Regions from separate parts of the Homo sapiens genome. Here region 2 is linked to region 1. Evidence: chromatin loops called from intact Hi-C (ENCODE). Cell type or tissue: PC-9. All regions are shown on one strand. Links, peaks and the distances in the headings refer to the core of each region. The heading gives the core; the rest is flanking DNA.

Evidence for each region. Peaks named below come from ENCODE experiments on the same cell type or tissue, not always from the same donor. Only the 100,000 strongest peaks of a DNase experiment are listed, where the experiment ranks them.
Region 2: a loop joins it to region 1, with 9 times the contacts of the local background. A loop is called at or near these places in 86 of 110 quality-filtered maps.

Annotation. Positions count from the first base shown.
Region 1 is chr4:185,125,615-185,140,925 of GRCh38, forward strand. No RefSeq gene overlaps it. Among named protein-coding and RNA genes, the nearest start is that of SLC25A4, 10 kb to the right of the region's middle. RefSeq lists a silencer at 3,022-3,121 and an enhancer at 3,093-3,636. In PC-9, for the core only: a CTCF peak has its summit at 9,002 (motif pointing left); no DNase peak of the experiment used is centred there.
Region 2 is chr4:185,033,274-185,048,584 of GRCh38, forward strand. No RefSeq gene overlaps it. Among named protein-coding and RNA genes, the nearest start is that of LINC02436, 11 kb to the right of the region's middle. In PC-9, for the core only: CTCF peaks have their summits at 6,699 (motif pointing right) and 6,900; no DNase peak of the experiment used is centred there; H3K27ac peaks cover 378 bases.

The sequences.
Region 1 (15,311 bases), core at 5,689-13,688:
GCCCCAAAACTGGCCATAAACAAAATCTCTGCAGCACTGTGGCATGTTCATGATGGCCATAAAGCCCAGGCTGGAAGGTTGTGGGTTTAGGGGAATGAGGGCAAGGAACACCTGGCCCGCCCAGGGCAGAAAACCGCTTAAAGGCATTCTTAAGCCACAAACAATAGCATGAGCGATCTCTGCCTTAAGGACATGCTCCTGCTACAGTTAATTAGCCCAACCTATTCCTTTAATTGGGCCCATCCCTTCTTTTCCCATAAGGGATACTTTTAGTTAATTTAATATCTATAGAAACAATGCTAATGACTGGCTTGCTGTTAATAAATACGTGGGTAAATCTCTGTTCGGGGCTCTCAGCTCTGAAGGCTGTGAGACCCCTGATTTCCCACTTCACACCTCTATATTTCTGTATGTGTGTCTTTAATTCCTCTAGCGCCGCTGGGTTAGGGTCTCCCCGACCGAGCTGGTCTTGGCAACATACATACATATAACATATATCGCATGTTCACTTTGTGGTGGTGTTTTACCATTAAAATGAGGTGGGGCCAGGCACGGTGGCTCACGCCTGTAATCCCAACACTTTGGGAGGCCGAGGTGGGCAGATCACCTGAGGTCAGGAGTTCGAGACCAGCCTGACCACCATGGCAAAGCCTCGTCTCTACTAAAAATACAAAAATTAGCTGGGCGTGGTGGCGGGTCCCTGTAATCCCAGCTACTCTGGAAGCTAAGGCAGGAGAATCGCTTGAACTCTGGAGGCGGAGGTTGCAGTGAGCCGAGATCGTGCCGCTGCACTCCAGCCTGGGCGACAGAGCAAGACTCCCTCTCAAAAAAAAAAAAAAATAATAATAAAATAAAAAATAGAATGTGAGCAGCAGGACGGAGGAAATAGGACACATTCTGTAGAAAATAGGGAGACACCCTACAGGCCTTCAAGCAGGAAAGTAACACTTCAAAGGAATGCAGACCGAGATGAAGGTCTATTTCCTCCCACCAGCACTGGTGCCAAGTCCAATGCCTGATTTTTTTTTTTTTTTTTTTTTTTTTTTTTTTTTTTTACAGAGTCTCACTCTGTCGCCCGGCTGGAGTGCAGGGGCACGATCTCGGCTCAGTGCAACCTTTACCTCCAGGATTCAAGCTATTCTCCTGCCTCAGCCTCCCAAGTAGCTGGGTCCACAGGCCCCCGCCACCACACCCGGCTAATTTTTTTTGTATTTTCAGTAGAGACAGGGTTTCACCATGTTGACCAGGCTGGTCTCGAACTCCTGACCTCGCAATTTGCAGTCTCCCAAAGTGCTGGAATTACAGGGGTGAACCACCGCGCCCAGCCGATTTTTTTTTTCTAATTTTAGATTCCGAGATACATGTGCAGGTTTGTTACCTGGGTATATCGCATGATGCTGAGGTTTGGGCTTTTATTGAACCCATTAACCAAATAGTGAACATGGTACCCGATAGGTCGTTTTTCAGCTGTTGGCCCCCTCCCCCGCTTGCCACTTTTGGCGCCCAAGTGCTCATTGTTCCCATCTGTGTGTCCACAGGTTCCCAATCTTCAGCTCAGACTTACAAGTGAGAACATGCAGGATCTGGTTTTCTGTTCCTGGTGCTAATTGGCTTAGGACATGGCCTCTAGCTGCATCCATGTTGCGGCTAAGGTCAAGATTTTGTTCCTTTTTATGGCTGAGTACCTGGTGATTTTTTAAAAGAAAAGTTTGCTGAACTGAACCAATTCACACTGAGGCCTGCACGGTGGGGCTTCTGGAAGCAGCACTCTTGCGGAGGCTGCGACCAGGACCCAGTTGGAGGCGCCTGGGTGTAGCGCCTAGGCAGGGAGAAGCCCCGGAGGACGAGGCCTCTGACCGGCCGCAGCACTCAGTTCCCGGCACCGCGGTGAGGACCGCGCCCGCGCCACGCGCGCCGAAAGGACTCCGCGAGCTCCTGCAGGTAACGGGCTCGGTGCAGTCCGGAGCCCAGACCAGGCAGTTGCTGAGTTATGTCCGGGCGAGATCGGTGTCCTTCAGGGTGGGAGGCTCAGAAACCCAGCGCGCGAGCCTCTGGGCAGTGGTAAGGGCGGGTTGGGAGTCGGGTTCGGCGAGTCCAAAGGAGGCTCCCGGGCTGCAGAGGCCCCGGCAGGCTGTCTCCGCCCCACGAGCCCCTTCTCCTGCGGTCTCCTGGACTGCGGCGACGAAGCGTCGGGGCTGGGGCTCCAGTCGCCTGGGGATGCGCTGCGCGCCCAGGGCGGCTTCGGGGCCCTGAGGCGGGACTGAGGGTGCGGGAGGGCGGAAGGGGGCGCGGACGCTCCGGAACTCACGGTCCGGGCTGAACCAGGGCTTGGAAGACCCTCGGGAAAGTACGGGCGTTCTGTGTCCGGGATGTGTGCTGCGGGTCGGACTGGGGGTTAGGTTGAGAAGGGGGCACTAAGATTTACTTTATTTTATTTTATTTTATTTTATTACTTATTTATTTATTGAGACAGAGTCTCTCTCTTGTCGCCCAGGCTGGAGTGCAGTGGCGCGATCTCCGCTCACTGCAAGCTCCGCCTCCCGGGTTCACGCCATTCTCCTGCCTCAGCCTCCTGAGTAGCTGGGACTACAGGCGCCCACCACCACGCCCGGCTAATTTTTTTGTATTTTTTGTAAAGATGGGGTCTCGCCATGTTGGCCAGGCTAGTCTCGAACTCCTGGGCTCAAGAGATCCTCCCGCCTCGGCCACCCAAAGTGCCAGGATTCCAGGCGTGAGCCCCGCGCCCTCCCCTTGCGGAGATTCGGCCTGGAAAGCTCCGCGGCTCTGGCCGGCACCGGTTTCCTTCCCGCCTCCCCGCACTCCCACCCCCGCTCCTAGTTCAGAGCGCTGGTGGCGTTACCCACAGCCGCGGAATCCCCTTTACTGTTCCCGGAGGAGCTGCGAGGTGGAACTGGCCGCGCGGTGGGGGCTTTCCCCGGCCCCGGGACGAGCACTCAGCGTCCCCTCCCCGCGACGCTCCCTCGGAATCCCGGGGAAGAGCGCAGCAGAGGCGGGGAGGAGGCGCGAGCGGAGGGGACCGACTTCCACCGCACCTGGGTGTCGCCAGCCCCGCCTGGCCCTCGGCGCCGGGACCCCGACGCACCCCGCGCATAGCGACTGGTGGCCTGGTGGGGGACTGCGCCTGCGAGGCCTTCTTCGCGCAGAGATATCGGGGTTCTCTGAACCCCAGAAATGGGCCTGGCAGGGGAAGGAAGCTGCAAGAAAGGAGTTAATCTGCAGGATGCTCAATTCTTTCTATGACAAATCGCTTCACTCCCCGCTCGGCAGGTCAGAGCTAGGGGTGACCGAGTTACGCCGCGGGCGCTGCCTGAGCAACGCTTTCTACCGCGGTCCTAGTGTCTCCGCTCCCTGGAAATAAATACTGAGCGCTGACTGCATACCTCTTTATGCGGCTCGCGGAGAACAGTTAAACAGGTCCCTGCACGAGGCCGTTCTAGTTAGTATGTCCCTATGACGCCTTTGTCTGCTACTCAGGTTGAATGTCCCGTTTGTATCTTAGTGGACTTGGCGGATGGTAGGCGCATGTTTAGCCTTAGTGGACACTACCAAATGGCTTTCCAAAGTACCATTTTATTTTTCTGCCAGCAATGTGGGAGAATTCCAGTTGTTCCGCGTTCTTACCAGCACTTGGCGTTCTGTCTGTTTTAATTTTAGCATTCTGGAGTGTGTAGTGGTATCTCACTGTTCTTGTTTAGGTTGATTCATGTGATATTGCTGTTAATGGGCCACTTTGGGGCTTATTGGCAATTCCTTCTCTCTCTCTCTCTCTTTCTCTCTTTTTTTCTTTCTTTCTTTCTTTTTTATTTATTTATTTTTTTGAGACGGTGTCTTGCTCTTTCGCCCAAGCTGGAGTGCAGTGGCGCGATCTCGGCTCACTGCAAGCTCCGCCTCTTGGGTTCGCGCCATTCTCCTGCCTCAGCCTCCCGAGTAGCTGGGACTACAGGCGCCCACCACCATGCCCGGCTAATTTTTTGTATTTTTAGTAGAGACGGGGTTTCACCGTGTTAGCCAGGATGGTCTCGATCTCCCGACCTCGTGATCCACCCGCCTCGGCCTTCCAAAGTGCTGGGATTACAGGCGTGAGCCACTGCGCCCCGCCCCTTTTCTTTCTTTTTTCACAGAGTCTCGCTGTGTCGCCGAGGATGGAGTGCAGTGGCGCGATCTCGGCTCACTGCAATCTCCGCCTCCTGGGTTCAAGTGATTCTCCTGCCTCCGCCTCCCGAGTAGCTGCGACTACAGGCGTCCACCACCACACCCAACTGATTTTTGTATTTTTAGTAGGAACAAGAGTTTCATCATGCTGGCCAGGTTGGTCGCGAACACCTGACCTCAGGTGATCCGCCTGCCTGGGCCTCCCAAAGTGCTGGGATTACAGGCGTGAGCCACTGCGCCTGTCCTTTATTGGCTATTTATTTATTTCTTTTATTTATTTTTGCGATGCAGTTTCGCTCTTTTTGCCCAGGCTGGAGTGCAATGACTCGATCTCGGCTCACTGCAACCTCCACCTCCCGGGCTCAAGCCATTCTTCTGCCTCAGCCTCCCGAGTAGCTGAGACTACAGGCCCACGCCACCATGCCCAGCTAATTTTGTATTTGTATTTTTAGTAGAGACGGAGTTTCACCATGTTGGCCAGGCTGGTCTCAAACTCCTGACCTCAGGTGATCCACCCACCTCGGCCTCCCAAGGTGCTGGGATTACAGGCATGAGCCACCGCGCCGGCCGGCAATTTCGTATGTTTCAACCTAATAATCTGCATTTGCCTGGTGAGTAATGATGGTGAACACCTTTCCAAATGCTTATTAACTATGGGTGTGATCTCTTTTGTGAAGCCTATGTTTCTGTTCAAGCCCGATCTATTTTTAGGTTAGGTTACTTGTGTTTTTCTTTTCTGATCATCTGTAGTGTAAACCAAAGAGTATCTGAGACAAGTCTCAATTTAGAAAGTTTATTTTGTCATGGTTAAGGCCACACCCAAGACACAGCCACAGGAGGTCCTGGCGACATGTACAAAGGTGGTCGAGGTACAGCTCGCTTTTATACATTTTAGGGAGACATAATACATCAACCAATACGTGTAAGGTTTATATTAGTTCTATCTGGAAGAGCAGGACAACTGGAAGGAGGAGAGCGGCTTCCAGGTCATAGGTAGATTTAAACATATTCTGATTGGTGACTGTTCATGGTGGCGGCTCATGCGTGTAATGCCAGCACATTGGGAGGCTGAGGCGGGTGGATCACTCGAGGCCAAGAGTGCCAGACCAGGCTAGCCAACATGGCGAAACCCTGCCTCTACTAAAAATACAAAAATTAGCTGGGTGTGGTGGCACACGCCTGTGGTCCCAGCTACTCGGGAGGCTGAAGCATGAGAATTGCTTAAACTGAGAGCCAGGGGCTGCAATGAGCAGAGATAGTGCCACTGCACTCCAGCCTGGGCTGCAGTACAGGCCCTGTCTCAAATAATAATAACAATAAATAAATAAACCTATTTTGATTGGCAATTGGTTGAAAGAGTTATTATCTATAGAAAGGAATGGTTATGATAAGGGGTTGTGGAGACCTAGGTTTTATCATGCAGATAAAGCCTCCAGGTAGCAGGCTTTAGAGGAAACAGACTAAATGTTTCTTATCAGACTTTAGGTTGATGTTAATGGTGGAGGGGTCGAAGCCCCACTTCTTGTCATGGCCTGAACCACTCTTTCAGGTTAAAAGTGCCCTGGCCAAAGAGGAAGGCCCCGAGGTTGGAGGAGGAGGGGTAGTTAAATTTTATTTTTGGTTTACAGTAGTTTGCCTTTTCACTCTGAATGGTGTATTATGAACTGAATTGTGTCCCCCTAAAATCCATCTATTGAAGCCCAAATCCCCAGTATCTCAGAAAATGACTATCTTTGGAGGCAATTAAGTTAAAATGGGTTGTTGGAGTGGGCCCTAATCCAATATGATTGGGGCCCTTATAAGAAGAGATTAGAACCCAGACACGCATGGAAGGCAGACCATGAAAATAGAGGGAAGGCAGCCATCTGCAAGTTAAGCAGAGAGGCCTCAGGGGAAACCAAATCTGCCAACATTTTGATCTTGGACTTCTAGCTTCCAGAACTGTGAGAAAATAAATATGGTGTTTAAGTCTCCCACTCTATGGTATTCTGTTATAATGGTCCCAGCCAACTGATGCGGAGTGTACTTGATAAATAAAAATTCAATGAAGTCGAATTCATCAATTTTTTCATGGTTAATTTTATAATTGTTTAAAAAAATTGTGTAAAATCCATTCTCAATTTAAAAAAAGGTTAAGAAAAGAGAATAAAAATCAATAGTTTTTAAAGGTATGGCCACACAAAGAAACAATGTATAGCTAAAAACTAATATCACATTTAATGAGGAAACATTAAAAATATTACAACTAAAGTGAGGACAAATACAGGCTATCAGTATCTCCACTACTATTTAAAATTATTCTGAGGATATTGGCTGATGCAATTACACAAAAGAAAAAACCAAGGAACACAAATTATAAAGAAGTAAAAATGGTCATTATTTACAGGTGATTTGATTTCTGAACTGGAAAACTCAAAGGAATCAATTGAAAAACTGTTGCAACAATAATGTCAGACTTCTTTAAGATGACTCAGTTCAAGTATTAAAAAAAAAGTCTTTCTGTATACAAACAACTCCTTTGGAGAAATAAATAGAAGAGGGTATACTATTTAAAATAGCACCATAAAAGAAAACATCTCTGAATAAAAGCAACAAGGATATCCGTTTTCTTTGGAAAGAAATATTGAATATTATAAAAATACAAATGCTCCTTAAATTAGTCTTGTAATTGAATGCAATCCCAATTAGAAATAATTTTTACATTAGACATGGTAGTACTGATATAACCACCATTTGACACCCATTAGGATGGCTACTATCAAAAAATAGAAAATAACGGGTTGGTAAAGATGGGGAGAAATTGGAATCCTTATGTGCTGTTGGTGAATGTGTAATGGTACAGCCACTATGGAACACAGTATGGGGGTTTCTCCAAAATTGAACATAGAATTATGTGATCCAGTAATTCCACTTCTGGGTATATAACCAAAAGAATTGAAAGCAAGATCTCGGCCGGGCGCGGTGGCTCACGCCTGTAATCCCAGCACTTTGGGAGGCCGAGGCAGGCAGATTACAATATCAGGAGATCGAGACCATCCTGGCTAACACGGTGAAATCCCGTCTCTACTAAAAATATTTTAAAAATTAGCCAGGTGTGGTGGCAGGCGCCCGTAGTCCCAGCTACTCGGGAGGCTGAGGCAGGAGAATGGCGTGAGCCCGGGAGGCGGAGCTTGCAGTGAGCAGAGATAGCGCCACTGCAGTCCGGCTTGGGCGAAAGAGCGAGACTCTTTGTCTCAAAAAAAAAAAAAAAAAAAAAAAAAATCTCAAAGAGATGTTCTTCACCCACGTGCATAGGCAGGATTATTCACAACAGCCAAAAGGTAGAAGCAACACTGTCAGTGGATGGATGTATGAATAAACAGAATGCAATACATACATACGATACTACATTCAACCTTAAAAGGGAAGGAAATTCCAACATATGCTGCAACATATAGAATGAACCTTAAGGACATTAGGCTAAGTGAAATATGCCAGGCCCCAAAATTACATACTGCATAATTCCTCTTATATGAGATACCTAGAGAAGTCAAATTCATGGAGACAGAAAATGGAATGGTGGTTGTCAGGGGTGGAGGGATAGGGGAATAAGGAATTATTTAATGGGTACAGAGTTTCAATTTTGCAAGATAAAAAGAGTTCTGAGGATTGTACAACAATCTGAATGTACTTAACACTGCTGTAATGTACACTTAAAAATTGTTAAAATGGGGCCAGGTGCGGTGGCTCATGCCTATAATCCCAGCACTTTGGAAGGCTGAGGTGGGCAGATCACTTGAGGTCAGGAATTCGAGATCAGCCTGGTCAACATAGTAAAGCCCTGTCTCTATTGAAAATACAAAAATTAGACAGGCATGATGGCACACACCTACAATCCCAGCTACTTGGGAGGCTGAGGCTGGAGAATTGCTTGAACCTGGGAGGCGGAGGTTGCAGTGAGCCGAGATCATGCCACTGCACTCCAACCTGGGCAACAGAGTGAGACTCCTTCTCAAAAAAAAAAAAAGTTAAAATGGTCAATTTCAGCCAGACATGGTTGCTCATCCCTGTAATCCCAGCACTTTGAGAGGCCAAGGCGGGAAGATTGTTGAGCCCAAGATTCAAAACCAGTCTAGGCAACATAGCAAGACCCCATCTCTACAAAAAATATAAATAAATAAAAATTAGCCAGGTATAGTGGAGCATGCCTGTGGTCCCAGCTACCGGAGAGGCTGAGGCTGGAGTATTGCTTGAGCCCAGTAGGTTGAGGCTGCAGTGAGCTGTGATCACACCACTGTACTCCAGCCTGGGCAGGAGTACAACAGCAAGGCCCTGTCTCAAAAAAAATTGAAAAAAAAAAAAAAAAAGGTCAGTTTAATATTATGTGTATTTTACCACAATTTTTAAAAGAAACACCCCCCCCTCCCCAAAAAGAGTTCATTCCTTTTTGTGTGTGTGTGTAGAGACAGGGGGCCTCACTGTGTTGCCCAGGCTGCTCTCCAACCCCTGGCCCCAAGCAATCCTCCTGTCTTGGCCTCTTAAAGGGCTGGGATTACAGGCATGAGCCACCCCACCCGGCCTATCTTTTTACTTTTGACCTATGTGTGTCTTCATAGTTCAAGTGCCTTTCTTGCAGCAGCATATACTTGGGTCTTGCTTCATTTTCCCCATTTGAAAATCTCTGCTTTGACTTAATTATTTCCCCTATTGTTTTAAGACTGCACTGTATGTCTTCTTAAGAGTAGAAAGGGTTTGGGTTTTTTTCCCTTAATTTTGTGTACTATTGACAGATCTTTGATAAAAATTAGAAACTTAGAATACTATTCTGAGAATAGCTATGTGTGACCTCCCTCTAGTGGCCACATTGAATAATGTTATGAAATGCAAGCATTTCTTCAGAGCTGAGCTTCTCCACGGCAAGCTATGCACATTGAACTATTAATTTGACTTCATTGTTGTCTGCAACTGTGTATAAACTGGTATCACAGTCCTGAGAGACACTCAGTGCCTAAATAAGCCAAGAGGGGGAAACTTGGCCTCCTTGGAACCTGGAAAAATAGTAGCCACCTAAAATAATTAATAACAATTACGGTGTCATTAGCCCTTTAACATGTAATTCAGAAACACATGTAGTAGTTGGCATATGATAGTTATGGTAAATAAGCAATGGAAACGATTAATTTCAAGGACATGTAGAAGGAGGACAAATAAAAAGTATAAAATAAAATGGCAGAAATAAAATTTTAAAATATGGGCAGTCATTCCTTTGCAACTTCTTTTGAATCTATTTCAAAATAAAAATTAAAGAATATCAGTGGTAATAATAAATGAAAAATGGATCCAAACTCTATAGTAAAATAATGAGAATTTTTCTGAGCACGTGACACATTCCTGTAATCCCAGCACTTTGAGAGGCTGAGGCGGGCAGATCACCTGAGGTCAGGGGTTCAAGACCAGCCTGGCCAACATGGTGAAACCCCATCTCTACTAAAACTACAAAAATTAGCCAGGTGTGGTCGCGGGTGCCTGTAATCCCAGCTACTCAGGAGGCTGAGGCTGAGGCAGGAGAATTGCTTGAATCTAGGAGGCAGAGGTTGAAGTGAGCCGAGATCACAGCACTGTACTACAGCCTGGGCGACAGAGCGAGACTCCATCTAAAAAAAAGGAAAAAGAAAACGTAGAGGTTTACAGGGGATATACTTATACAGAATGGTTGAAAGTAAAGAGTTAGAAAAATATAAACTAGGCAAATACAAACCGAAGGAAAACAAATAGCTCTATTAATTTGTGTGTGGGGTGGAAGACTTTAAGGCAAAAGGTATTACTACAGATAAAGAGGGCCACAACTTAATGATAAAAAGTTAAATTCACCAAAAAGATATAACAATTCAAATATTGTATGCTTTTATTTTTAATGAATTAATTAATTAATTTGAGATGGAATCTCACTCTGTAGCCCAGGTGGGAGTGCAGTGGCGCTATGTTGGCTCACTGCAACCTCCACCTCCCAGATGCAAGCAATTCTCCTGCCTCAGCCTCCCTGGTAGTTGGGACTACAGGCATGTACCACCACACCCAGCTGATTTTTGTATTTTTAGTAGAGACGAGGTTTTACCATGTTGGCCAGGCTGGTCTCGAACCCCTGACCTCAAGTGATCTGCCCGCCTTGGCCTCCCAAAGTGCTGGGATTACAGGAATGAGCCAATGTGCCTGGCCTATTTATTTATTTATTTTGAGACAAGGTCTCACTTTGTCACCCAGGCTGGAGTGCAGTGATGCGATCTTGGCTCACTGCAACCTCCGCCTCCTGGGTTCAAGCGATTCTCCTGCCTCAGCCTCCCGAGTAGCTGGGATTTAAAGGTGCCTGCCACCATGCCTGGCTAATTTTTGTATTTTTGGTAGAGATGGAGTTTCACCATGTTGGCCAGGCTGGTCTCAAACTGCTGACCTCAAGGGATCCACCTGCCACGGCCTCCCAAAGTGCTGGGATTACAGGCTCACCGCGCCTGGCCCTTGCATGCCTTTAAAAACAAAAGGCTTGAAATATATAAAGGAAAATTCAACAGACCTCAGGGAGAAATTGATAAATCTACCATTAAAATGACTATTGTTTTATATGGCAGGCAGACACATAACAGAAGATCACATTTCTGCTAGTATAACTGCTCTTCATTTATATGATGAAATTCCATATACCTACATTTCACAGTGCTGCACAAAAATGATGGCGGGTTCCAGGTGCTCCCTCATTGGAGAAATCTGAGAACCATTGACCTAGATATTAAAGTGCATTATTTTCCTATTCATTCCACAAGCGGTTACTGAAAGACTATTGTGTTGTGTTGAAGGCGTAAAGTTTACACATTAAAGGAGTCAGTTGCTGTACTTAGTTTAGCTATTTAATATAAATTCGTAGTTCATAAGCTTTTTTTTGTTGAGAGATGGGGTCTCCGTCTGTCACGCAGGAGTACAGTGGCGTGAACACGGCTCACTGCAGCCTCCATCTCCTGGGCTCAAGCGATTCTCCCGCCTCAGCCCCCACAAGTAGCCCAAGTAGCTGGGACTACAGGCGCACCATCATACCCGGATCATTTTTGTATTTTTGTTTTTAGAGATGGGGTTTTCCACACTGCCCAAGCCGGTCTCCAACTACTGAGCTCAGGCAATCCGCCCCCCTCAGCCTTCCAAAGTGCTGAGATTACAGGTGTGAGCCACCGCGCCCGGCTTCATAAGCCAATTTCACAAAGATTTATAGAGAAAACCACCCTGAAGTGCCCCCCCCAAATGCGCCTGGCGCACACACACACACACACACAGTTAAATCTCAGTCTCTTTCTTAAAGAAATGTGCTTGCTAGAACAAGGAACAGTAATGAGTTTCCAAAATTCTGATGTCTTCGGTTATATTGTTTTTCAAAAATAAGAAAAAAATACAGTAAGTACAAATATTGGTCCACAAACTCAGCTGGGCAAGGCAACTTAATTTCTATTCAGACTCCATTCTGTCAAGCGGTGGAAATAATCCGGGTCCCCGTTTCTCTCCACTGCTGTCCCATGGATGACTAAGAAGGCGAGGAGAGGGGCGCGTGGTCCGGGTCTTCATCTGGCCGTGCTGGCACCCGCGGCCTGGCCCGCATTCGCTTCCGGTCTTCAGTCTGTGCTCCATCAAGGGTGTTCTTTCAAGGTCACACTTTCCTTTCTTCCAACCCTGAGGCTCTTCAGGCCTGGCTTGCTGTCAGCGGACTGTGGTGGCCTTGAAAAGGAAACGTTATTCTGCTGCTCCTGCGCCACATTGGAGACATTAAGAGCAGGAAAAGCTGAACGGGGCTCTCTAGGGACCTTCACTCCAGCAGGCTGCCTTCATTTTGCGGACTATGGACACAAGCAAATCCCTCAGGTACCAGGGATCTGTTCTCCGTCTCCCTCATTGCACTTGGATCAACCCTGCAAGGCTGCCTCTGCCCTGTGTGCTGAAACACCGCCCGGCCGTTTCTTCCCCTGCATCTGTGCCTCCCTGGGCTGCGCAGAATACAGGCCCCTCCTTCCCAGGGATCCACACGAGCCTCACATTCTTTGCTTTCTCTCTAACTTTCTTCCTTTCTCTCCAGGTTTGGGAAAACTTCATATAATCTTTGTAAGAGTAGCTGAGCAGGAAGTTTTTTGTTTTTATGGAGATGGAGTTTTCGCTCTTGTTGCCCAGGCTGGAGTGCAGTGGCGTGATCTCCGCTCACCACAGCCTCCGCCTCCCGGGTTCAAGTGATTCTCCTGCCTCAGCCTCCCGAGTAGCTGGGATTACAGGCATGCGCCACCACGCCCGGCTAATTTTGTATTTTTAGTAGAGACGGGGTTGCTCCATGTTGGTCAGGCTGGTCTCGAACTCCTGACCTCAGGTGATCCGCCCGCCTCGGCCTCCCAAAATGCTGGGATTACAGGCGTGAGCCACCGTGCCCGGCTGTGTGCAGAAAGCTTTTTGTTTTCCCTCAAGTATTCTACGAAGTCCACTGGGCTTGAGTTTTTTCTCTTCCTTTGGAAATTCTAATGCCGAGAATAGACTCTTACTTCCTCTGCTTCCTGAATGTTTTCTTTTTCCTGTGGCAGTGACACAGAACGTCTAGCTGACTATGAGGAAAGGGTCATGAGGTAAAAGAACGCATATGGAAGAAAACCCTTATTCATTAAAATAGCAAAATATTGTTCTTCAGTAGTACAGATGATAAAAAATAGTCTCTGATAACATTTGTTGCCTACTGATTTTAATAATAGAAATAAAGCATGTTTTTAAAAATGATTGATAGGATATGTGAAACACAAAACACTAGTTCAAAATGTGTTTAGAAAATGGACCCAGTCAGCTCCAGGTGAGTAACGGTTTTATTCACAGAGGTTGCCCGTGGGCAAAACTGGAAGATGCCAGCCTGGAAGGTGTGTGGTTATGGTCGGAAGGCATTATTATGCAAGCATAAACATTAGCTTCGTTGTGTTGTATGATACTCAATGTGCTTGTTGGACTCTTCAACAAAGTAAAGAGAGGTGCTAAGATTGGAAGTGGGAAAAGAAAGGTTCTGAATCTGTCTGGGAAGTGCACGGGGTCCGCCTGTGTCTATCAGGGGTGTGCTACGGGGGTCCCCCAGGCCTCCCTGCCTCCAGCAACCAAGAGGCCAACCTGAATCAGTTTCCCCCGGAAGCAGAGTGCCTTCTAGGAGAAGTCCCTCTGTCTTTTCTATGATTCAAGGGCTCCTCTGCCCCCTCAAATCACCTCCTTTAAATAATAAGGCGCCAAATCCTTCTAACAAAACTTTTTGTTTCACGAACATTCATAAAACGTAAAAAGTACAAGTTCCGGTGGAGGCAACACACTGAAAGTCACTCTGCTGGAAGTACAACCAGAACCCCCTCTTGGGTCCTTGTCCTTGCCAGGCTGCGTTGGAATTGCCTGTAGGCACCACAGCTATGTCTGTTCCTGGCATGTAAGCTTCTCCACATAGCCTGGGCAACATAGCAAAACCAGGAGACCACAGCAAAACCTGCAAATTAAAAAATATATATATCCGGGCATGATGGTATGTGCCTGTAGCCTCAGCTACTCAGGAGGCTGAAGCAGGAGGATCCCTTGTGCCTAGGAGTGCATGGTTTCAGTGATCTGTGATTGTGCCACCGTGCTCCAGCCAGGGTGACAAAGCAAGATGCTGTCTCTAAAATAAATAAATAAATAAATGCACATATAAATATCTTGATCCTCTTCGCTTAATGCTGAAACTTACCATGTGAACAAACACTAGTAGTGTGTTCTAATTCCTAATACTTTAAATGTACACTTGCACACAGGCATTATGTTATCACCACCATTAGCACATCCTTTATTGTTTTTCTTTATTCCTTGTCACTCTTACTCTTTAGCAACTTCCATTCTCTATTCCCAGTTTGGTAAGAGACTAAGTCTATAAGAGCTTCCACTAAAATTCCAAAAGGCTAACTTTCCACCCTGCTCTCATTTCTACATGGCCCTGTTCCCACCAGCATCTAAGATCCCATCCACGATTGAAAGTAGAGTTTCTTCTCATCTCCTAGATGCCTTGTCCATTCTCCTGCTGGAAGAAAGCCACTAAGTACTGGGTTGGGCGGGTGGACACATGTTCTGCCGAGCGCCATTCTCTCCCCTGCCTGTGTAAGTGATACCAGGATCTTGTGACCACAGGCAGCTCATGCTCCCGAGGGCATGTAAGGCCTCTCTTTTCTGAGAAAGTCCGTGGAAGCAGAGGACAGTGTATGAGTTTCCATGGAAAACCTCTTGTCAAGGATTCCAGCTATGACTCCTTCTATAGAACAGGATAACTGGAGAGTAGCCAAGGAGAAATATATCTCCCATTTAGAAAATATCCAAAACTCTGATTGGTAAAATTAAGTGTAACAAAGATGATACTACTTCCTGAATTCATATATTAATTAATATTTAATTTAGTTTAAATGTCTATTTAAAATCTTCTGGTGATGTTTAAACAATTGAACAACTTGATAGTAAAAATAAATCCAGACACATAAGCAGATAAAACTTTATTTTTTAAGTGATTGTAGAATCATATATCAGCCTATTTTTAAAAAATGAAGATCAAATAAATATGTCATAGTGTGGATATTTCATAAATTAAAGCTATTATGAGAACTTAATATATGACAAACTAGACTTAGTAATATAAGACAAATAATGGAGAGAAGAAAATATCTACTTAAGAATTAGTATTGGGATACCCAAGCATGATATGGAGAAAAGTGAAATTAGACCCATACCTCCATACAATATAAAACGTAGTGTTAGACATTTTAAAAATAGCTACTCAAAGTAGAAGAAAAAAACTGATATATGTACTAGAGTAAATAGACTGCTATATCTATAAAAGAGATACATTTACATCAGAACATGAAATAGATCATCATCATACCATAGATCTGTTCATAACACTAATAGAATGATATAATAAATATCAAAAGGAAAACAACAAAATGAAAAACATTCAACACATATTTATTGTCCCAAATATATAAAGAATTGTTGTTAATATAAATACTCTGCTTTCACTCCAGCAGTAGTCAAGGAAGATTAAAAGTTTATACAAAAGGGAAACCTTGTCAAACTGTCAAATTAAATTGAATCATATGGAATAT
Region 2 (15,311 bases), core at 3,061-11,060, 95 kb before region 1:
AAACCAAGTCTTTCTACGTGGTAAGGGTCACTGGCCCATTCCACTCCCTGACAATTCTGTCGACTAGAATACCTGCAGTTGCCTGAACTTGCCGAGCTCTCCCCGGCCTTTGCGGAGACTCCTCCATCTCAAGTCATCCCACCACCACCCCAGCAGCCTCACCTCCCTTCTTTACCTGGCGAACTCCAGCTTCCTCTTTAGGGCGTAGTCTCCATCTCTTTTGGGAAGCTTCCTCTGATGCGCCACCTGCTCTCCTCCCGATCCCCATGAGACACTGCTATCTGTTTCTCTTCATAATCTGTGCACGACCCCTGCCATTCATTTAACAAATGCCTGTTAAGTGCCTGCGCGTGCCAGGACTGAGAGGACTGGAAGCAAGGCAAGCAATGTGCTGATAGCAGTTAGAGGCTATTCAGGAAGGCATTAAATACAGTAAGTAATTATTAAAGTGTGACAAGTCCAGAAGAGGAACTCTGGGGCATGGGCAGAGGGGATCCAGCTCAGAGGCTCTCAACTGGTTGAGGTGAGGCAGAGAAAGTTGCATTTCAGCTGATACCAGAAGAAAATGTAGGAATTAACCAGGTGAGATGGGAAAGAAAAGGAAGAAAGAGGTTTCAGGGAGACAGAACCTCTTTGTGAGGGCTCCAAGGCATGCAAGAAGCCCTTTTGAGGAGCTGGTGGTTGTCTAGTATGGCCTGTGAGTTGTTGGAAGACTGGATTAGATATGCCTTTCAATCTCTGGTTTCCATGTAGAGAAAGAACTAGAGAGGAGCAAGACTCGAGATAGGGACCAGTATTTGTAGCATTTACGTGGGATTCCTCTAGAAAGAGTTGAAGCCCAGTATGCACTTATTTCGGTTTCGTAATTCTGCACTATTTTTGACGGTTGACTCATCTCCGAGCTTTTTAATAGGGCACTAGATCATACTCATGTTTTCAACCCCAGAACTTAGCACAGAGTCTGGCACAGAATATGGGCTCAAGAACTGTCTATAAAAGACAAATGGAGCAATTCCTTATGGTAGCTTAAGCTCTAAGATGAGGCTCTTTTTTTTGTTGTTAAATTGAGTAGAGCAAGAATGCAACACAAAATGGAGTCTCTTACTATTTCTGATAAAATGTACATTTAAGGCCAGGCACAGTGGTTCACGCCTGTAATCCCAGCACTTTGGGAGGCCAAGGTGGGAGGATTGCTTGAGTCCAGGAGTTTGAGACCAGCCTGGGCAACATAGCAAGACTCTATCCTCAAAAAAGAAATATATATGTGTGTGTGTGTGTGTGTGTGTGTGTGTGTGTGTGTATAATTAAAGCAATAGCATCTTTATTACACAAACGCCAATTTCCAAACTTCAAAATAAATGACAAGTATTTTCCATAGTAGTGGCAGCAACTCAAAGATCCAACCACAGGTGAGGGGTTTCTGGTAGCCACTGAAATTGATCCTGAGGAAGAGTGTGCTTGACATGGAAATGATAACAATGACTTCAATAATAAAAATTATACATCTATAAGAATAGGGGCTGGGCGCGGTAGCTCACGCCTATAATCCCAGAACTTTGGGAGGCCGAGGTGGGCAGATCTCTTGAGGTCAGGAGTTCGAGACCAGCCTGGCCAACATGGTGAAATTCCATCTCTACTAAAAGTACAAAAATTAGCCAGGTGTGGTGGTGGCCATCTGGAATCCTAGCTACTCAGGAGGCTAAGGCAGGAGAATCACTTGAACCCAGGAGGTGGAAGTTGCAGTGAGCCAAGATTGTGCCACTGCACTCCAGCCTGGGCGACAGAGGGACTCTGTCTCAAAAAACAAAACAAAAACAAAAGAATAGGCCGGGCATGGTGGATCATGTCTGTAATCCCAACACTTTGGGAGGCTGACGTGGGAGGATCACTTGAAGACAGGAGTTCAAGACCAGCTTGGGCAACATAGCAAGATCCTGTCTCTATTTTTAAATGAATAAATAAATTAATAAAACAAAATAGGCCTGATGTAAACACGGCCAAATTGCACTGCTAAGTTATGGGGATAGGATTTTGAGTGTTAGAGAACAGAATAAAGAGAATGTAATGCTCATAAGAACTAAACACTTTAAAACATCTTTTTATTATAAAATAAAACAAAGATACAGGAAACCACACAAAGCAAATAGTGGCTTACTGATTTATCTTAAGGTGAACAGCCTTGTAACCACCACCCAGGTCAAGATAGAACTTTGCCCCTTCCCTGTGACCTCATCCCAACCACAACCTCTTTCTCCCCAGCTAGCTAACGATTATCCTGATTTTTATAGTAATCATTTCCATGGATGTTTTTAAAACATAGTTTTAACACCCAAATGCATCCCTGGAGAGTCCAGTTTTTGTCTCGCTCATTTGAAAGCATTTGGCATGTTTTTCAGATCTCTTCTAATCCACACATTTCCCTTCCATCTTCGTCATTTCCTTACAATCCATCTGTTGGATCAATATATTGGCTACTTGGCCTGGACAGTCACAGAGGGAGGATATTGCTGCTGGTGGAGCTGTAGTGAGCTCTGTATGTTCCTCCGTCTTCTCTATTCCTGCAGCTGGATCCAGAGGCTGGAGCAGACTCAGGTTCCATCCATTCGGCTAAACTAAGTGCTTTGTTTCTGAACAACTGGAATGAAGTATTAATAAGTCTTCCTTTCACTTTGGCCCCTTCAGAGTTGTTCCCAGCCTCACCTGTCTGCCTGCCTCCCGCGTTCCCGTTGCATCCTGTCCTGGGCCACCAGTCACAGACATGCTCTCCAGGCCCCCTCACACCCTTATTGGTTCTAACAGCTCGCAACGCTAATCGGTTCCTCTGACTTGGACAAGAGTGACTACCTCGTCTCACTTCCTTAGGCAGAGCTCTCTGGCTTATTGAGGTGGGAGTTTCCAGTCCAGTCTATTCACTCTGACACTTCACCTACAAAGTGAATAGACAGCGATTCTCTTTTTCACTCAAATACCTCAACCTCTTCCCCATTCGTTTCCCAAATATTACTTTCAGTCACATTGAAGGAAAAAAATTGACTTGAAAGTTTAAAACTGCTCCAATGACCTCATTTACAATTCTGACATGCAGCTTGAGATCACCTTTTAACTTCTGAATGCACTTTTGGCCCAGAGACATTTAAAATATCACAATTATTACCTATTACTGTCATTGTCGTATCCTATGATACAGCTGATCAGAAACGAAGTTTGATCCGGGTAGTGGATAGCTTTGAACTGCCATCCTAATAATTTAGATTTATGGAGCATTATTTTTGGAAGAATTAAAAGTGCCTTGTCAATACATTTTTCTGGAAGTGAAATAACAGATCCTAATTTTCAGACCAGACTGAGCCAGGCACTCAGTTCTGCCTACCATAGCACTGACACTCCATCGGCCTGGGCACCTCCCTCTCCTTCTCCCCCTTGCAGTCCATCACCAAAACCTTCAATCTTTCCACTTGTCTCCATATCCTGTGATACTCTCATAGTTCAAGCCACTATATCTCACCTTTGCCACAGCCACCTAACCGGACTCCCAGGCTACTTTTTTGGCTTCTCAGAATCTGTTTCCCACATAGCAGTCTGAGCGGCCTATTTAGGTGGAGTTTAGACAGTGTTTAACCTCTCATTGCTGCAGGTTAAACCCAAGCTCCTCCCCACAGCGACAGGACTGTGCTCCACTCTTGCCCTCCTCCCTACCCTCGTGGCTTTCTGCTTCCCACATTGCTGCCTCTGCACCTGCTACCTTGGTCTCCCCTGGTGCCTCAGAGCACTCCAGGCCTTATCAGCACAGGCCTTACAACTCCCGTCCCACTCCCCTCACCACGCTCACCAGCAGGTGTCAGCAAGGCTTTCCTGGACCACCTCCCCTTACCCACCCATCTATATCTGGCGGTAGAAACCTGTTGCTTTTTTCTCCTTCAAATTACTTACCATAATTAGTTTAAACTGTATCAAAACATGCATAATATAAAATCTGTCATTTTAATCACTTTCAAGTGAACTGTTCTGTGGCGTTACATTGCTGTGCAACTGAAACAGACCCAATAGTCCCATAAACAGTTTTTTTGTTTGTTTGTTTGGTTTGTTGGTCGGTTGTTTTTGATAAACATAGAAATAGACCCTTGTGGTCTTAAAGCTTAAAACTTACATTTGTTTTATCTGAGTTTTTTCCTCAGGAAAGGACTCCCAGGCCTCTCAAAAAGTATCAAAGAACTGAAACTCACCAGATCACTACATCCGGACAATGAGATCCAGGCCCCTCATTCACCATGATGGGTTCCTCACCCCTTCCAAGTTCCTGTTTTCCCATACATGGTTACATTTCTTCCCTGCTGTATAAAGCCCTAGTTTTAGCTGATCAGGGAGATGGATTTGAGACTGAGATCCCATCTCCTCAGCTGTAGCACCTAGTTAAAGCTTCCTCCTGGCAATACTCGCTGTCACAGTGGTTGGCTTTCTGTGCGGCGAGCAGCAGGACCTAGATCAAACCCCTGGCGTTTGGTAACACAACCATCACCTCCATTCATCTCCAGAACTTTTTCATCTTCTCTAACTGAAATTGTACCCATTAAACACTAACTCCCTATTCCTGCTTAGCCCAACCCCCTGGTAACCACCATTCTCTTCCTGTCTCCATGGATGAAACTACTCTAGGAACCTCATGTAAGAGGAAGCATATGGTAGCTGTTCATTTGAACTGGGTGCAGTGGCTCATGCCTGTAATCCCAGCACTTTGTGATGCCAAGACAGGTGGATCACTTGAGGTCAGGAGCTCGAGACCAGCCTGGCCAACATGGCGAAACCCCAGCTCTACAAAAAATACAATTACCTGAACATGATGGTGTGCACCTGTAGTCCTAGCTACTCAGGAGGTTGAAGTGGGAAGATTGCTTGAGCTTTGGAGGTGGAGGTTGCAGTGAGCCAAGATCATGCCACTGTACTCCAGCCTAGGCAACAGAGTGAGACTCTGTCTCAAAAACAAAACAAAACAAAAAAAGGTGCTCATTTGTAACTGGCTTATTTCATTTAGCATAATTTCTTTAAGATCATCCAGGTTGTAGTATCACAATTTCCTTCCTTTTCAAGGCTGAATAATATTCCATTGTATTTATATACCACATTTTATTTATCCATTTATCCATTAATGGACACTTAGGAGGTTTCCATCTTTTTGCTATTGTGAATAATGTTGTTATAAACATGGATATACAAATATCTGTTTTAATCTCTGCTTTTAATTCTTTTGTGTATATACCCAGAAGTGGAATTGCTGGGTCATACAATAATTCCATGTTTAATTTTTTGAGGAACCCCCATACTGTTTTCCGCAATGGCTGTGCCATTTTATATTCCCACCATCAATGCAGAGGGTTCCAGTTTCTCCATATCCTCACCAACACTTGTTATTTTCTGCTTTTTTTTTTTTTAAATAACAGCTATTCTAATGGGTGTGAAGTAGAGTCTCATTGTAGTTTTGACTTGTAGTTCTCTGAGGCAAATCAAACATTCCATTAATGTTAAACATCTTTTCATGTGCTTACAGGCCATTGGAATATTTTTGGAGAAATGTCTATTCAATTGACATTGAATTATTGTATGATCCAGCAATTCCACTTCTGGGTATATACACAAAATAATTAAAAGCAGAGATTCAAGTTCTTTGCCTATGCTTTTTTGTTGTTGGGTTGTAAGAGTTCTTCATATATTCTGAACATTAGCTCCTTATCAGATATATGATTTGCAAGTGTTGTCTTCTATTCCATGGGTTGGCTTTTCACTCTGTTGAGAGTGTACTTTGATGCATAAAAGTTTTTAATTTTGAAATCCAATTTATCTATTTTTTCTTCTATTGCTTGTTCTTTTGGTGTCATATTCAAAAGTAACTCATAATGTTAAGTTATATATTTATTTGAATGTTTTATTACATAAATGCCTGCCTTCATAGACTATAAGATACACAAAGACTGAAACCTCTGTTTTGGTCACCATCATAACCCCAGGACCTAGCCCGTGCCTGGTGACTAGTACGTGTTTCATCATATATATTCGTAATCTGATAAATGCATATCTTCTGATACTTTTAAATTGTGATGTTAAATGATACTTGATAACTTATACACTTATATGAAAAAATTTTGATTGACAAAGGTGATTTCTGTGTGATATTTAATTCTCACTGAAAATTCACACTAAATTAATTTAAATTAAGTTAATTTAAATCAAGCCATATATAAAGTTTCAAGAAGTGTTGGAGAAAAAATTTAAACACAACAGCAACTGTATCAATGGCATATTTTAAAAATATATTATTTTTTTCCAAATGTTTACAGACTAAAAAATGAAATGACTAGAAACACATCTTCCAGGTTTCAGTCATTTCATTTCAGATCTGATGTAACTTCATAATATGTTTCTTCATTCTTCTTTGGCAGGTATTCAAAAGTGGTATAGACCCGCTACTTAGATCAAACGAGGGGGACAGCTCCGGTGCCCTAAGTTAAGTGATAGCCCAGATCAAATGCTAACTCTCCCTTTCCTCTATGATTTCGTAAACCTTCAGGAGAAAGCTGACAAGTATTCATCTGCCTCGTAGATCAAACAAACCCACGAGGGATTCTCTTTCACTCTTCTGTGCTTCTGGGAATTAAAATAGAAGGGACTTGTATTGTCAGCTGCAAAACAGCAGGGGGAGCTCATGAGGTTTTTAAGGCAGCTATTACTCGCCACCCCACCACCTCCAAAAACATTGCATTAAGTATACACTTAACAGCACCAAGGAGAAATTCAAAGGGAAAAGGAAGTGCGAGTGAGCGCGTGCACACACACACAAACACACATGCACGCGCCTTCTAATGAGAGGTGAAAATGGACACAATCCATTTTATAATAAAGGACTGACAAACTAACACTTAATCCAGACCTCTGAAGCCACCTCTCAGACTATCCTTACTACCTTAACAGTCCAGCGTAGCCGTGGGTACCCAAGACCCCATCGCTGCTCTTGATTCTTGACCATCTTTCTCATGTGTCCAAACTAAATTCCTAGACAGCTGGCTTAAAACTATAGTGCTTAAGTTTTCCAAACGTGTTTTTAAATATTCAGTGAAATTCTTTTGGAGAACAACTTAAATAGTACTTTAAAAATTAGGTTATAAACCACAGAGTAGTTTTTAAAATACATGAACTATAGACCTTTGTCACTGAGGAGAAAGAATGAGGGGTCCAGGGTCTATATTGTGAGTTTTCGGGACAGGGTAAGAAGTCACTCCCTGTGAGGACAGAGTGGCCACAGAGGAACAGAAGAGTATTTCCTACTGGGGAGAAATCACAAGGGACACTGGTCTTGCTTGCCATGTTGTCCTTTGAGTCTTAACCCGGGACACAGGAATCAATGGTTAGCATTAATGAGTCATCAACAGCTCTCATTCTGAGGCCTAACAGAAAGCTAAGCTGTGAAGCCGTGGATAACCACACACAGGGACTCGGGCTGCTGATGGGCTTGCCAGGGCTAGGGTGGGATGTGAGGTCTTACCTTTGCTCCTCCTCTATCTACAAGTATGTCTGAATCACAGATGAGCGTCTGAGAACGCATCTTGAAACAGCTGTCACCTCTCCTAGAGGGGCTCATTTTTGGCATTGGGAAAACAGATTTTGGTGAGTGGCCGCAATGTCTTACAAATTCCCTGAAGTTCAGGGCCTTTTCTTGGTTTGTGATCAGTGTTTCCCAAAGAATACAGCTCTCTCCTCATGTCACTTCAGGATGACATGAGGATGACCTTTAAAATATTGTGAGTCCTACTTGTAATGGAACAATGAGACGTGGAATCGTGAAAGGAACTAGGATAAATATGTGACTATGTAGAAATAAGCTACTAGCTCTGTTTTATGCCATTGACTTTTCTATGTCTGAACACTTTTTCAAGGACTTTATAGAAAAGCAAATTGAAAAATAATAAAGTGTTTTCAATAAACTCCATCAAATGAATACATGCATAAATTATGCATAATTATAAATTATGATATTTAATTTTCCTTAAAAATTATCTATTTGTTCTCCCAAACTATATTATAATTTATTCGTTAGAAAAGCATATATTTTCAAAGAAAAACTGTAGTAAAGAAGGACAGTACAACATATTACCTTAAAAAAAACTCTTTAAACGATGTAAGCTTTCTTACCTCTTTAAAAGGAAGTACATATATTCCTGGAGGAGGCATCTGAAGTTCCTTTCATCTAGATCTTCAAATTCTTTTTTCTACTGCCTGATAGTGTTTGGAAACCAAATTTTTATTTATCTTAAGTAACTTTTGAAGAAAAAAAGAATAAAGGAAGCTTTACTTATTTTCTAAATACTGATTTAATTCAGTTTTAATAAGAGGAATCTGAGTATTAGGTTCCAATTTTTATGTGAATTACATAAAATATTAAAATTACCAGAAACTCCAAATTACAGTGATCTTGAAGAATTTAGAACAACCCAAGAAGTCAACATAGCTGTAGGATGTATTTCATATCAATATACTGGGCAAAAATTAGATATTATGTGTTCCTTTTTCTGTAATGTTGATCCAACTAAGTGTCACAATGAGTTAAGTAAAGCTAAGTCATGCCAGTTTGCTGGGACTTGATTTCCTCTTCAATAAAATGAGGGGTTTCAGTTAGATGATTCTTAGTTTTCTCCCAAGAGCTAACAATTAGAACTCTGGCCAGGTGCAGTGGCTCAAGCCTGTAATCCCAGCACTTTGGGAGGCAGAGGTGGGCAGATCACTTGAGCCCAGGAGTTCAAGACCAGCCTGGGCAACATGGAGAAACCCCATCTCTACAAAAACACAAAACTTAGCTGGGTGTGGTGGCTTGTGCCTGTAGTCCCAGCTATTTGGAAGGCTGAGGCAGGAGGGTCACTTGCGCCCAGGACGTTGAGCTGCAGTGAGCCATGATGGCACCACTGTGCTCCAGCCTGGGCGACAGAGTGAGATCTTGTCTCAAAAAAAGAAAGAAAGAAAGAAAGAAAAAGTACTCTGGCAACACAAGCATCCACCCCCAGTAGTTCTATTAAACTACATGAAACATAAAGGATCTACATGCTTAAGGGGCCTAGATTGCTCCCTAATTTTAGAACTAGATAGGTCATACCAGTATATAGCTAAGCCCTTCAAAGAATATGGTAGTGAGGGGAGAGCTGATGGAATTTGAAATGTCCCTTGGTGATAGAAACTCACTTGACAGCAACATAAACAAAGACTTAATAAAACAAGTAGTAAATTCACAGGAAGGAAGAGTAGCCCTAAAATTTACAAGTCTAGTAAGTCCCACACTTTCTGGGTTGATGGCTATCTCCTCCTGGCATATAGCTCAGTAACATATACAGTATCTGACAAAGATGGCCTCTGTTAGGCTCTTCTCATGTGCTAGAAGTCCTTATTATTGACCATACCAACCACCAGTAGAATAACAGACACAATGGTAATCCCAGCTATTCATTCCCGCACTGTTGGCTCTCGCCATACACAGGTAAGAGGGCTATGCAGAATGATTCTCCAGTGGTCAGGATTCGGATCCAAGGATGTGCTTGCCAAATTCCCTTGTCATTATGGAACTGAGGTTCAGAAAAGGACTCATAAGTTCAAAGTTGTTGTGGCCTCTGGAAGAGCACAGGGGTCTTTCCCCACTCACCCCCTCCCTTTGGGAGGGATAGGTCGGGACATTGCCTTTCACTCTGGCCCCCAAGGCATTTTATCATTCACTATAAGAGTGGATGAAATATTTATTCTGTTGAGTTAAAAGGTCTTGAAGTAAGTTATGTCTAACTGGGTGTTCACTGATGATGACAAATGTTGAGATGTTGGGTATGCTAAGAAATGATATGACAAATGGGAATACCCTAACCCTTTAGACCACCCGTTTTCAAGAGATTCTGAAGGACAGGTGGACAAGATGATGAAACACAGCAAGTAAACACTTCCAGCAAGAGGAAGGTTCAGCCCTAACTACAAAGCAGGGCTTGTGCAAGCCACACGGGGCTGATGGAATCTCCTTTCACCAAGTTCGGGCAGTGCGAACAGCGGAACCAAAGCGGGTCAGGAGAATGGTTCAGCCTGTTTTCCCCGAGCTCAGTCCCAGGCCTCAGGTCTATTCCAATGTAAGAGGCCAGAGCACAGGGGGCCATTTCTGAAGAACCAGAGAAAAGTGGGAACAGGACTGAAGAACCGTGACAGAGGCCGGACTGCAGAATTGCCGTGTGTGGTTGCCCACGCTGGCACCACACCAATGAACCAGGACTAAGGGATGCGTGGGGCTGGATGCTGCTGTTTATTATTAGATGCATATTTTGCTACTCCTGGTGTTTGCTGATATAATAATAGCTTTATAGAATGTCAAAGTCGATGGTAATCATCTTCTAAAAGTTCATTCGATATCCAATTGTTAGTTTATCTATGCCTGATTGTTTTCTTTCTGATTTTTGCCTTCTGGCTGAGGAAGCTACCAGGAGGTTAAGAGTAGGACCTCACTGATTGGTGCAGCATGATCCATCTAGGATCTACTATGATGGGAATTTGAAGAACCTTAGCATACTTTTTCACGCATGCCACATAACACTTACCTTTTGCAAATAGTAAAAGATGTTTTTATTTAACCACATTTTTGTCACTAATCTTTAGTTATTTGTTACTTTATCATTACTCATCATTACTTAAATATATGACCAGTGAGAATATGTAGAAAATACGTACAAGTGCAAAGAAAAAAGTCCTCAAATTTTGTCAAAATCAACCGTGAACCTTTTCATGTACCATTTTCACTCTGCCCTCTGTGTGTGTACACGTGTGCATGAATGTATAAAATGGATTGTATTTTCATCCTAGTAGGCCAACTATGGAGACAAGGAGAATGGAAATAAAGGTTTCTTAAGAACTATAGTGATCTTGGGAGTGACCTTGGGTGTGTGACCAGGCAGGATGCAAAGGGCTTCAGTAGCATCTGTAAAGTTTGATTTCTTAGGAAAAAAAGAGCTAGGCCAGGCGCAGTGGCTCGTGCCTGTAATTCCAGCACTTTGAGAGGCTGAGGTGGGCGGATCACTTGAGATCAGGAGTTCAAGACCATCCTGGCCAACATGGTGAAACCCCGTCTCTGCTAAAAATACAAAAATCATCCAGCTGTTTTGGTGCATGCCTGTAGCCCCAGCTACTCGGGAGGCTGAGGCAGGAGATTCGCTTGAACCTGGGAGGTGGAGGTTGCAGTGAGCTGAGATCATGCCACTGTACTCCAGCCTGGGGACAGAGCGAGACTCCATTTTAAAAAAAAAGAAAGAAAAGAGCTAAAGCAAATTTGGCAAAATGTTATCATCATGGAATCTAGGCAGAAGTGAATGAGCACCTGCTGTATCTTTCCATATATTTTCCTATGCATTTGAAATATTTTATAACTTCCAAAATAAGGAAAGACTAGGATTGCTGTTCTGACAGCACATGCTGCATTTATGGCACTTTGACCATTTCTGGGCTCTCTGTTTGCTGCATGCCGAGACCAGCTCGGTCTGGGAGACCATAAACCAGCAGCACTAGAGGAATTAAAGACACACACACAGAAATATAGAGGTGTGAAGTGGGAAATCAGAGGTCTCACAGCCTTCAGAGCTGAGAGACCTGAACAGAGATTTACCCACGTATTTATCAACAGCAAGACAGTCATTAGCATTGTTTCTATAGATATTCAATTAACTAAAAGTATCCCTTATGGGAAATGAAGGGATGGGCTGAATTAAAAGAATAGGTTGGGCTAGTTAACTGCAGCAGGAGCATGTCCTTAAGTTAGGCACAGATCGCTCATGCTATTGTTTGTGGCTTAAGAATGCCTTTAAGTGATTTTCCACCCTGGGCGGGCCAGGTGTTCCTTGCCCTCATTCCTGTAAACCCACAACCTTCCAGCTTGGGCATTAGGGGCCATTATGGACATGTTTCAGTGCTGCAGAGATTTTGTTTATGGCCAGTTTTGGGGCCAGTTTATGGCCAGATTTTGGGGGGCCCTGCTCCCAACATGTCCCGCTTCTCTGATTTGCAAATCAACAAAAGCAAAGGCAGCTTTGTCATGGTGAGCTACTTCTTGCAGGAGTCAGGATCCACATCTGCAGACTATACAAAGACAAACAACACAGATTAAAAGCACAATCATCATTGAAATCACAGAGCGTCCCAGTGTTTTTATCCATTTTCAGCTCCTTTAAGCACTCCAGGTCCTGGAATTAAGGTCAGGTGTGCCTGGGATGCTTTAAATATTTGTTCTTTTCATTTTAAATCCTTATGTTAAGCTCCTAGAGCGGCCCATATCATTTGAGGTTGAGGTGCCACTATACCACCATGCTTCCAGATAATAGGAACTTTTGCTGTACTTCTTATCATTTCTACCACCTGACCGTTTTGTTCAGATGATCTGAACATAGTGTGGCCGTGGCACGCAGACTGAGAGGTGCAATTCAAGCTAAACATCCCCTTAGGGGACCAATTAATAATGATTCCATAGGAATCTTGTGCAGCACCTCTGCCTGTTCTGCAATGCAATCTTCCTAAACAAGTACGTTCATTTTTTCTAACTGGGTCCAATCCTGTTTACAAATAGGTTTTCGAGGGCGGTATGCCTCAGTTACAGGATCAGATTTATTATGGTAAATACTGAGATCGGAAAGCATGTGTAACTGTGTCAGAGTGATTGCATCCAGGCATTATTGCCAGCCAAGATTGATACATATACCCAATAAGTATAATTGTTTGCTGTGTCAGCCCTTATTGAAGGAATACTCACGGCAGTGGTGATAACCGCTATCATGGCTACCATTACATTACTCATTGTGACTGGTTGTCCCGCTTTCCTCAGGTTTTCTTCCGCCATCTATGACAGCTTCTTGATCTGTCCCCAGGTGGGTGGCTGTGTTCAACGGGTGTTGCTCGTGACAGGTGGGGTCCTCCTCAGCATCGGTCTTGACATGGCTGCAACCAGGGGGTCCTCGGGATCCTCCTGGAGTCTCTTCCTTGGCATCTGGCTCATGACAAGGTTCCAGGTGTCTTGATGGTATCCAAATCAGCTGTTGATTTTGGCCTGGAGTAATACAAGCATAACCTCTACCCCAAGTTATCATTTTACCTATTTCCCAACTTTTTGTTATTGGCTCTCTCCACCAAATCAATTGTTCTGCTTCTGTCTTTGCAGCTGGTTTCTGTAGATGCTGTTCAGCTGCTGAGAACATCTGTCCTTTGGGCAGGCTCAAAAAATTAAAGTTAATAATGCTAGGTTCAGTTGCATCTGCGGTGTTCCATATTCTCTGTCTCCCCCCTTCTGCTTTTGCAACTGCTGTTTTAGGGAAAGATTCATTCTTTCCACTATGGCTTGTCCTTGAGAATTACATGGGATAAGAGTAATGTGTTTAATATTCCACATAGAGAAAAATGTACCTAGAGCTTGGCTAGCATAGCCTGGGGCATTATCTGTTTTAATAGAAGCTGGAATGCCCATCACCACAAAACACTGCAAAAGGTGACGTTTAACACAGGCGGAAGACTCTCCTGATTGGCATGTAGCCCAGACAAAGTGAGAAAAGGTGTCCACACATACATGTACATAAGCTAGTCTCCCAAACGAGGGAACATGTGTGACATCCATTTGCCAAAGAGAGTTAGGTTCCAGTCCTCGAGGGTTAACTCCTCCTGTAAAAGATGAAGAATGTACCATTTGGCAAGTTGGGCATCACTGGACAATAGCTTTAGCTTCTTTCCAGGTAATGCTGTATCTGCGTTTGAGACCAGAGGCTTTAACATGGGTTAAATTGTGGAAGTGTGAAAATTAGATATTGCATTAGCGCCTAGGCGATCAGCCATTTGATTCCCTTTAGTCAAAGGTCCTGGAAGAGGTGCATGAGCCCTAATGTGAGTGATGTAAAAAGGGTGCATTCTACTTCTAACTGCTGTTTGCAATTGGATAAATAAAGTCATCAGTTGTTCATCTGTATGAAATCGTAACTGAGCATTTTCAATTAACTGCGTGGAATGAACCACGTATGAAGAATCAGAAATCACATTAATAGGCATATCAAAAGCAGTCAATACCTCAATTACAGCTACAAGCTCTGCTTTTTGACCTGAAGTATAGGACGTCTAGAAAACTTTATTTTTTGATCCAAAATAAGAAGTTTTACCATTACTAGACCCATCTGTAAAAACATTCTCAGCACCTTCAATTGGCTTAAATTTAATTATTTTAGGGAGAATCCAATTAGTTAATTTCAAAAACTGAAACAGCTTCGTTTTAGGAAAATGATTATCGAGAACACCCACAAAGTCAGCTAAATGGGCTTACCAAGTAAGACTATTTATAAATTTTATAAAAGCTTGCTGTATTTGTGCCTTCGTGAGAGGGACAATAATTTTTCCAGGATCATATCCACGTAATTTAACAATCTCAGTTCTCCCAATTCCTATCATAGTAGCAATTTTATCTAAATAAGGAGTTAGAGTCCATGAATTAGCATGTGGAAGAGAAAGTCACTCTGCTAAGCCCCGTTCTTGGACAATAACACCAGTAGGTGAATGCTGATTTGAAAAAATTAGCAAATCTAGAGTCTTCTCTGGATCTATTCTATTTATTTGAGCCTCATGGACTTTCTTTTCAATCAGTTGTAACTCGACCTCAGTCTCCTTTGTTAATTGCCGAGGGCTAGTAAGACTAGGATTTCCTCTAAGGATAGAAAACAGATTACTCATGGCATAGGTAGGAATGCCTAGAGCAGGTCGTATCCAATTAATGTTCCCTAGTAATTTCTGAAAGTCATTTAATGTTTTTATTGATCCCTATGTATGGTTACTTTCTGTGGCACAATGGTAGTGTCATTTACTAAGGTCCCCAAATAGGATTAAGGAGTAGTAGTCTGAATTTTGTCAGAAGCTATAATTAAACCAGCATGAGAAATCGAATTTTGCAAGTGATCATAACATTGGAGTAATATTTCTCAAGTGGGAGCAGCACAAACTATATCATCCATATAGTGAAAAATGTAACACTGTGAAAACTTTTTACGAGTAGGTTCAATTGCTTGCCCCACATACATCTGGCAAATTGTGGGATTGTTTAACATGCCCTATGACAACACTTTCCAGTGATAACGCTTAGCAGGCTGCAGATTGTTTACTGCAGGAATTGTAAATGCAAACAGTTCACAGTCTTGCTCAGCTAAGAGGATAGTAAAGAAACAGTCTTTTAAATCTATGACTATTGAAGTCCAATTTTTTGGAATTATAGCAGGAGAAGGCAATCCTGGCTCTAATGC